Regions from separate parts of the Homo sapiens genome. Here region 2 is linked to region 1. A link is a contact called in ENCODE Hi-C or POLR2A ChIA-PET data. All regions are on one chromosome and are shown on one strand. Each heading gives the region's core, a stretch centred on a gene start or an enhancer-like site at or near the end of the contact. The rest is flanking DNA. Distances are from core to core; before and after follow the strand shown. Region 1 holds the start of PER3 (period circadian regulator 3). Region 2 has its middle 38 kb from the start of LINC01714.

Region 1 (4,504 bases), core at 1,786-4,285:
AAACAAGAAGAGAGATTAAAAAAGATATACTAAAGGTCTCTTCCAAAATTTTAGGAAAAATGACAGCATCTCAACTCACCTGTTCTATAACATCCAGTTGTTACAACTTGAAGTAGTAGGTATTGGAACTAAGAATGATATAAATAGAAATTAACAATTCGGAGATTAGAATAAGGTGCAGGAAATTACTCTGCAGTGTAATTTTTGTTTTCTCTTAATTCAAGAGAGCTTGGGAATGCTAAGGAGCTAGAAGCACCTCATAACCAAAGTCACTGAGCTGCACAGCACACAGAACGGGCTGCTTCTGCTTTTAGATGTTTTCTCTGGCAAGGGCGGAGAAGCTACACCATGCCTCTTTAGCAGTTCCTCCTTTGCTTCTCTCAAATTGTGGTTGCTGAAACGTTGTTATCCTTCTTAAAAGCCTACATCTAGAGCAGGCCCTTAGGAAAAGTCACCCAGGTTGATATGGCAAAATGCATGAATTCTTACTGTGTTTTTGGAAGTGTGTTCTGAAGCGATAGTGGCCAGCTCCTCAAGACTGTACATGCTCACATCTGCCTGAGGTGCTCCATTCTGACTGAGAATCTGGAAAAACTCACTGTTTGCTAAGAAACACAGGGAGATAAACAGGTAGTCCAGTGACAACAGTATCTTTAGGAAACCATTTCATCACTATCAAGCTGGATTATTTTTTTCGGATGAGAACACCTCAGTGCATTTTTCTCAAAAACAGATCATTTTCTGCTTTTACCTAAAATACTGATAGTTGTGCAAACTTAAGATTTGATTTTATGAATTCTGCATGTTCTGGATCACAGGAAGCAAGATACATTTAAGGTACTAACTAAAAATTTCAGATGCATACACAATTTTTTTGCGGGGGGAGCAGAAACAGTACTCTGTCATTCAGGAACATATCATATATGAAGCACTGAGGTTTGTGCTAAAGAGAATATGGCTTTAATGAAATCCCTGGAAATGTCAGAGAGAAAAAGTGTTTACAATGGTTCATTTTTAGTTTGGTAAATTCCTGATATATCATTACTGCATTTTTATCATTATTATTTTTTAGAGACAGAGTCTCGCTCTGTCACCCAGGCGGGAGTGCAGTGGCGTGATCTCGGCTCACTGCAAGCTCCGCCTCCCGGGTTCACGCCGTTCTCCTGTCTCAGCCTCCCGAATAGCTGGACTACAGGCGCCCGCCACCACACCCGGCTAATTTTTTGTATTTTTAGTAGAGACGGGGTTTCACCGTATTAGCCAGGATGGTCTCGATCTCCTGACCTCGTGATCTGCCCGCCTCGGCCTCCCAAAGTGCTGGGATTACAGGCGTGAGGCACCGCGCCCAGCCTCATTACTGCATTTTGAAAGTATGTGTACGGCATGTAAAGGTAACTATTTCGTGGAATGCATTTTTTTCCCATAACTTCCATAGAAGACAATATTTCTTTAAAAGGTCAGCCTTCAAAATGTGCTTATGCTAAACTCTACTCTCTTGCAACACATGAGCAAAACATTGCATAGGTATTATACACTATTATACAGATAAAGTTTTCCTGGTCTTTCACATGTGAACAATTAAGACACGAATGGAATCGGTGTAGATTTGCTCATCTTCCACAAAGCACCAGAAAAAGCTCAAATTATTTGTCTGACTGAGACCCCACTGACCACTCCTCTGGCTGCTTGTATGAGTCCTGGTGCATTCGTAGGATGAAATTTCTCTCCGGCTTGTTTACCTTGAACGCTGTGGACACAGCGGAGAGCATAGTTGAGGGCATCTAGAGTGCTTGGTTTATTGCGTCTCTCCGAGGGGAAGTATTTTTTCATTTCTTGGACAACCATGATAAGTTCTTCAGAAACTCTGTTTCGATCTTGCTGTTCACTGGAAGATAAAAAAAAATTACAACTTCATCCTCTGAAGACAACAGCATCTTGCGGCTTAGGGAACACAAACTGCAAGCCAGGTAAGTTTCTAAGTGCTCTACCGGCATCAGTCCACAGGGTGGTGACCCCTCTTCCTCTAGGTGGGGAACTCGAGGCAAAGCAACTGGTGAATGACAAACATTCTCCACTTACTTTCCCTTAATCCACTTGAGCCCCAACTCAGCTAACTTTTGTAACCACTTTTCCCTCCTGATACTCTTCGGTAATTTTCTTCAGTGTCACGGATCACTTCATCCTACATTGCCCGAGTCTCCCCTTTACACTTTCCCCTGGGCTTGAAAACAAAAGAATAAAAAGATTTAGGTCCCCCTTTCCCTGCTCCAGGGAAGGACAACGAACGCATGGGGCCCTCGGCCTGAAGCCAGCGCGTCACCTGTGGCTGCTGTCCGCCAATTTCCTCTGCAGATGGAACTCGGGGCTCCACCGCTCCCCCGATTCTTCGCCCAGGGCCTCGTCCTTAGCCCCCCGTCTCCCGGGGCCAGGAGCTTCCCCGCGGGGCATCTCGAGGTCTCCGCGGGGCTCCACGTCGTGCTGGGACGGCCCGCAGCCTGCTTCTCGCTCACTTTGCAGTCAGTGACAGACACCGGTTTCTCACTCCGGTCCCCGCCATGGCGTTAGTGAGAACAGGCGGCCACCACGAGCCAGGGGGTCACGCTCATCTCCGAGGAGCTTTTCCCTCCAACATTTTCAAAACCCGGAGCTCGCTCGACTTTCAGGACTCCGGCCTAGGGGGAGGAGACAAGGGTGACAAGGGACAAATGGAACAGACAGTCCGACGCCAGCGGCCCGGCTGGCTGGGGCGCCCCGACCGCGCGGTCCTCACCCCTGCCCCAACTTTCCCGCGCGCCGAGGGATGGGGCCCGGGGAGGCGGGTGGCTCGGAAGCGCCACGCTCCGGGGGCCCCCAGTACCGAGGGCAGGGCTCGCGGGGCTCCTCTGCCGCGCGCGAGTGCCCAGAACTCCCGCCCGGCCGCCCAGAACTCCCGCCCGGCCGCGCACTCACCTGCTGCCCCCGCCCTTGGCCCCGCGCACAGCCGCTCGCCCCCGGGGCCGCCCTCGCGCAGTCTCGAGGCTCGCCGCGTGCCGGTCAGCAGCCGGCGCCGCGCCCCCTGCCGCCGCGTGACCGGTCCCGCCCCCGGGCCGTGCGATTGGTCGTCGGGGCCGACTCCGCAGGCCTCCATTGGCCCTGGGGCGGGGCGCGAGCCGGTGCGCCCGGGTTATATAAGCCAGGGCGAGGGGGCGGGGCCCCCGGGGCGCGTTACATAACGCGCGGGCTCGGGCGGAGGCCGGCGCTCGGCCAATCCCAGCAGGCCGGCGGGCGGGCAGGGGACGGGGTGGCCCTCAGCGGCCTCAGGCCTGTGCCGCGCGACTGGAGTGTCCGGCCCCCTGGCACGGCGCCGGGGCGGAGCCGCTGAAGCCAGCGCAGAAATGATAGGGCCAGGAAGCTGCCAGCCACGTGGGGGCGGGACCCGGGCTCTGTGGGGCGGGGCGGGTCCGGCCCAACCTCCACGTGAGAGGCGGGCGGGGAAGGAGAGGGGAGTGAGAGGCGGGGGCAGAGAGGGGCGAGAGGCGGAGTCGGGGGGCTTGAGTCGGGGTCAGGGGGAGGCTGGAAATGGGGACGGATGGGGGCGAGAGGCGGGGACGGGGGGGCGGATGGGAGCGGGGGTGCCGAGAGACGTGGGGAGCGAGAGGCAGGGGCGGGGGGGCGACGGTGTCGAGGGCGGGGGCATTAGAGGGAGGGAGAGGCGGGGACTGGGGGCGAGCAGGGGCGGCTCAGGCCAGCGCTCTGGGGTCGAGTCCTGGAGTTTGTAGGTGGCTCCCGGCTGCCCGAGCGGGTGTGGGGAGGAGCCCAGGGTGGGGCGGGCTGCCGGCAGCGGTCCTCATCGTGCTTTGGCCGTCTTTCTGGGTTCCCACGGTTTTCACCGCCCGTGACCTACCGAGCCCACCCCAACCGCCCCCATCCTCCGCTAACTCTTTCGGTGAGTGGGGTGGACTTGGAGGAACCGGGCCATAAAGCAGCCCTGGTAAAAAGCCCACCCGATTTTTAGAAACAGATTTTTTATTTTTTGAGACAGGGTTTTGCTCTGTTGTCCAGGCTGGATGGAGTGCAGTGGCGCGATTTTGGCTCACTGCAACCTCCGTCTTCTGGGCTCAAGCCAGTTTCCTGCTTCAGCCTCCCGAGTAGCTGGAACTACAGGTGCAGCCACCACACCTGGCTAATTTTTGTGTTTTTGGTAAAGATGGTCTGTGTTAGCCAGGCTGTTCTCAAACTCCTAAGCCCCAGTGATCTGCTGGCCTCGGTCTCCCAAAATGTTGGGATTACTGGCGTGAGCCACTGCACCGGCCCAGAAACAGAATTTTGACGGTGGAACTTAAAACACTTCCCTGCACTTCCTAAAATTAGATTCATTTGGCAACTGGAGGAAGACAAACGTAAAAGACACTCTGTTTCAGAAAAGAAGTTGTAGAGCCCTTTAAAAAAAATGTCTGAAAGCTCAGTTTAGTATCTCAACATGTTAGAAATGAAAGGTACAGTGCAGAGTGCCGCCCCTCTTCGC
Region 2 (4,925 bases), core at 1,893-4,392, 390 kb before region 1:
TAAGCTCAGGAGTTTGAAACCAGCCTGGGCAATATGGGAACACCCCATCTCTACAAAAAAACACACAAAAATTGGCTGGGCGTGGTGGTTGCATGCCTGTAGTTCCAGCTACTTTTGGGGGCTGATTCAGGAGAATCTCTTGAGCCCAGGAGGTGGAGGTTGCAGTGATCTGAGATTGTGCCACTGCACTACTGCCTGAGTGACAAAGTGAGACCTGTCTCAAAAAAAAAAAAAAAAAAAAAAAGTAAAAAAAGTGGTGGTGCTCGCCTGTAATCCCAGCATTTAGGAAGGCTGAGGTGGGAGGATCACTTGAGCCCAGGAGTTCAAGGCTGCAGTGAGCTGTGATTGGGCCATTGTGCTCCAGCCTGAGCAACAGAGCTCAACCCTGTCTCAAAATAAATAAATAAATAATAAATTTTTAAAAGTAAAAAGTGAAAGATACAGCCCTGGACATTTGATCGTAACTTCAAGCGTATCAGTGTCTTCATCCAGCATTTGCCTGGATACACAGCCAAGCAAAGCTTTTTCTTCACACCTGGGTCTGCTCACCTGGAGGGGAGTGCTTTCAGCATAGATCCTTAATGCTGCGTCGTCTGTAGGGTCCGCAATGATTCTACACTAGATCTTCGACAGGCCTTTTCTTGTTATCTGGCTCCTGCAGACCTCCCGACACCCGCCTCTTGCTACCCCTACTCCAGAGACATTGACTTTCCCTCCAGAAACATGCCAGGCTCATTTCATTTCCGCCTCAGGCCCTTTGCACAAGCTGTTGCCCCTGCCTAGAAGGCTCTATCTTACATCTTTATGTGGCTGGATTCTTCTGTCATTCGGATCATACTTTGAGCGACGGAGAGATACCTCTGCCTTTCGTCTAAAGTAACTGTACCCTGCAAGATCTAGCTATTTGCCAGTCTGCCTTTCATCTCTAGAATGTAGTGGAGCAGGAACTGAAAGGGTCTTGTTTGCTGCTCCGGCATCCAGAGCAGAGCATGTATTGGGTGCTCAATAAATATCAGCAAATGATGAACAAATGTTGAGAGGAGAGAGGGATAAAGATGTTTGAGAATGGCTCATCGCATGTGATACGCCATGTGATCTGCCTATATTTGTCATCAAAGCCTTTGAGTCAGAGTTGTGCTTCTTTTAGGTGTATCACTGTGCAAAAATCAAGTTTTATCCAAGTTACATTTTATTTAGAATTTTTGTAATCTAGAAAGCTACTGATCTCCATAGATGTTGGAGTGCAAACAGTTTCTCCAAATTCTTATGATCTGCACTTGAGATTAATTAGGATTCTTTTGTTTACCTGCTGGGAAGCCCAAGATTATATGAATTTCTTTTAAAATTTTAAAATTATTTTTTACAGAGACTGGGTCTCCCTATGTGGTCCAGGCTGGTCTCAAACTCCTGGGCTCAAGCGATCCCCCTGCCTCAGCCTCCCAAAGTGCTGGGATTACAGGTGTGTGCCACCGTGCCTGGCCTTATGTAAATTCTAAAAACCTAAATATCCTTCTTTACAGATTCCTAAGCCATTGATCCCCAGCTGTCCCACCTCTCTAGGGTTTCTCCTGCAGCTTTCTTGCCCTCTTCACCTTCCATGTCCAGGAGCCTCAAGTTTGCCACCATTACAGGAGTCTTTAAAAACGTAGATATCGGCCGCAGTGGCTCACACCGGTAATCCCAGCACTTTGGGAAGCCGAGGCGGGTGGATCACCCGAGGTCAAGAGTTTGAGACCAGCCTGGGCCGGGTGTGGTGGTTCACACCTGTAATCCCAGCACTTTGGGAGGCCGTGGTGGATGGATCATGAGGTCAGGAGATCGAGACCATCCTGGCTAACACAGTGAAACTCCGTCTCTACTAAATATACAAAAAAAATTAGCAGGGCATGGTGGCAGTTGCCTGTAGTCCCAGCTACTCGGGAGGCTGAGGCAGGAGAATGGCGTGAACCTGGGAGGCGGAGCTTGCAGTGAGCCAAGATCACACCACTGCACTCCAGCCTGGGCAACAGAGCAAGACTCTGTCTCAAAAAAAAAAAAAGAGTTTGAGACCAGCCTGGCCAACATGGTGAAACCCTGTCTCTACTAAAAATACAAAAATTAGCTGGGCGTGGTGTTGGTCACCTGTAATCCCAGCTACTCGGGAGGCTGAGGCAGGAGAATCACGTGAACCTGGGAGGCAGAGGTTGCAGTGAACCATTGCACTCCAGCCTGGGCTACAGAGCAAGACTCCAACTCAAAAAAACAGCTCAATTCTGGACAGCCCCATGCCCATGCCCACCTGCACGACAGAGCACTCTCAATGGCCAGGCACTATCCTGGGGCCTTCACCTGCCCTTGCCATGTTGTCACAATTCTACAGGTGAGCATGTGGAGGCTGACTTCAGCACAGTGTCTGTCACTGGTAGACTGTGGGGCAGGGATTTGGGATTAAGCTTCTTGAGTCCCAACCGGATGCCCCTTGACCATCACTTTATGCTGCCATTACCGGGGAGGTTCAAGCGAGGACAGTGCTGAGTGTCCGAGAGTGTCCAAGCTCCTGACCCGCTCCTGCAGTGGGAAGCCCTGGTTGGGCCCCAGTGTCTCCTGACAGCTACCCTCTGGGCCTCCTGGCCTGCCTGGATCCCGCTTCTTAGAACAAAGGTGAGACTGGCCACCTGCTTGTTTGTACTCGGGACAAACTGTGTACACGGCCTGGTCCATAAAACCCCCTGAGCTCCCTGCTGTTTACCTGTCCTGTCTCCCCAGGAGGCTAATGGGAGGCGAGCTGGTCTCTGTCCTGGAGCTGCCCCTGCCCTGGCCATGCCCTGGCCGCATTTCTGGATCAATGGCCACTGACCAGAGGCCTGACTGTGCCACTGACCTACACGTTGGTGCCACTTCCCTGAGGGGCTCATATGTGGACGTTTCATGGAAGGGATAGCCCCTCCACTTTTTTGATGAAGTTGAATTTAAACAGGATGAAACTTTGGCCCTTGTCACTTTTTTTTTTTTTTTTAATGTTTTTAATTAAATTGCCTGGGTCACTGACACCCTGGAGAGACTAGGAAATGCAGCGTTGCAGTTTGTTAATGATACACCATCTGTTTGTTCGCACTGTGTGGTCACGTGATCTTTGCTCTGCAGAACATCCTGTCTCACTGGCCTAAACCAGTTTACGGCTGAAATGCTTAGGATGAATGCCAGAAAATCTCTCTCTTTTTCTTTGTCTCTCTCTCTCTTCCCTCTCCTTTTTCCCTCCCTCTCCCTTTCTTTCCCTTACCCATTTTAAGATCGGCTATTAACCCCAAACTTGTTGGCAGAATTTGTATTAACTATTTATGACACTTCATCACCCGGTTCCATTGCAGTATTGTAGCCTGACTTCTGAGCCAGTAAGGTGGCCATAGCTCAGACAAATGGGGGAAATTTCAGGGTCGGGGTGGGGAAAGCCCATGACAGCTGGCCTTTGAGGGCAGCATCACCCAGCCACAGCTCAAGGGGAAGCGTGGACCCCCCAGGGCAGTGGAGGGTGAAACCAGGGAGCCCCTTCTGACCCATCACCAATGGTCTCATTGTGACTCATTTTCTTTACCCCTACAATTCATGATCATTGACTCATCTCACATGATAATTAGATTAAATCCATGAAGAGTGCTGCATCCTAGGTATTTTGTTGTTGCTGTTGTTGCGGCCCAGGCTGGAGTGCAGTGGCGCGATCTTGGCTAGCTGCAAACTTCACCTCCCAGGTTCAAGTGATGCTCCTGCCCTAGCCTCCTGAGTAGCTAGTATTACAGACACCTGCTACCATGTCCAGCTAATTTTTGTATTTTTAGTAGAGGTGGGGTTTTACCATGTTGGCCAGGCTGGTGTCAAACTCTTGACCTCAAGTGATCCCCCTGCCTCGGCCTCCCAAAGTGCTGGGATTACAGGCATGAGCCACCATGCCCGGCCCATCCTAGGTTTTTCTTGTTTTTTATTTTTTTGAGACGGAGTTTTACTCTTATTGGCCGGGCTGGAGTGCAGTGGTGTGATCTTGGCTCACTGCAACCTCTGCCTCCCAGGTTCAAGTGATTCTCCCCACTCAGCCTCCCAAATAGCTGGGATTACAGGCATGTGCCACCACACCCGGCTCATTTTTGTTTTTGTTTTTGTTTGAGATGGAGTCTCACTCTGTTGCCCAGGGTGGAGTACAGTGGGGCCATCTCGGCTCACTGCAACCTCCGCCTCCCAGATTGAAGCAATTCTCCTGCCTCAGCCTCCCAAGTAGCTGGGATTACAGGCGTGCACCACCATATCCAGCTAATTTTTAGTAGAGACGGGGTTTCACCATGTTGGTCAGGCTGGTCTCAAACTCCTGAGCTCTTGATCCGCCCGCCTTGGCCTCCCAAAGTGCTGGGATTACAGGCGTGAGCCACTGTGCCCGGTATAATTTTTGTATTTTTAGTAGAGACAGGGTTTCTCCACGTTGGTCAGGCTGGTCTTGAGCTCCTGACCTCGTGATCTGCCTGCCTCGGCCTCCCAAAATGCTGGGATTACAGGCATGAGCCACTGCGCCCAGCCCATCCTAGGTATTTTTAAGAGCTGTAAGTTTTATTCGTTTTCAAGAAAACTGGGCCTCAAAAGGAAAAATAACAGAGGCCCAGATGCTGACCCTCTGGTGGAAAATGCCATGGCTCGTTGAACCCCTTTCTCACAATGGAAACTGGAATCCATGTGGCAGAAGATGGATGGCTGCGAAAGATGATTTAGACAATGTTCAGGAGTCCAGCAGCTCCAAGGTATTGCAGTGCCCACAGACACTCACGGTGTAGCTTGACTCTGCTACACCTCAGTCATGTCCTCAGTCATTCCTTCATGAATAAGGTGACCAGTCACCACAGGAAGGGCATGTCCTGTGAGTGGCCTTCTGAAGGGACAGGATGTGACTGGAGCCACAGAGGAGGTTG

What was found. A loop is a pair of places that touch in the nucleus more often than their neighbours do. ChIA-PET counts read pairs that join two places held with the same protein, here RNA polymerase II (POLR2A). Pooled maps may share reads with other maps.
Region 2: a pooled map shows a loop between it and region 1 (5-fold over the local background). The contact joins the enhancer-like site here to the promoter of PER3 in region 1. A Hi-C loop is called at or near these places in 5 of 50 pooled maps. POLR2A ChIA-PET finds 5 or more read pairs at or near these places in 2 of 52 experiments (BJ and activated T-cell).

What each region holds. Positions count from the first base shown.
Region 1 is chr1:7,782,822-7,787,325 of GRCh38, reverse strand. It overlaps PER3 (period circadian regulator 3), which reads right to left and starts at 3,035. Exons shown (of 22, transcript NM_001377275.1): 1 at 2,950-3,035; 2 at 2,321-2,672; 3 at 1,740-1,885; 4 at 490-605. The coding sequence starts at 2,448. RefSeq lists a silencer at 2,960-3,569.
Region 2 is chr1:8,168,113-8,173,037 of GRCh38, reverse strand. No RefSeq gene overlaps it. Among named protein-coding and RNA genes, the nearest start is that of LINC01714, 38 kb to the left of the region's middle. Within about 2 kb of position 3,142, at least 26 of the 41 ENCODE cell types and tissues checked have a DNase peak (open chromatin) inside an H3K27ac peak, as active enhancers do.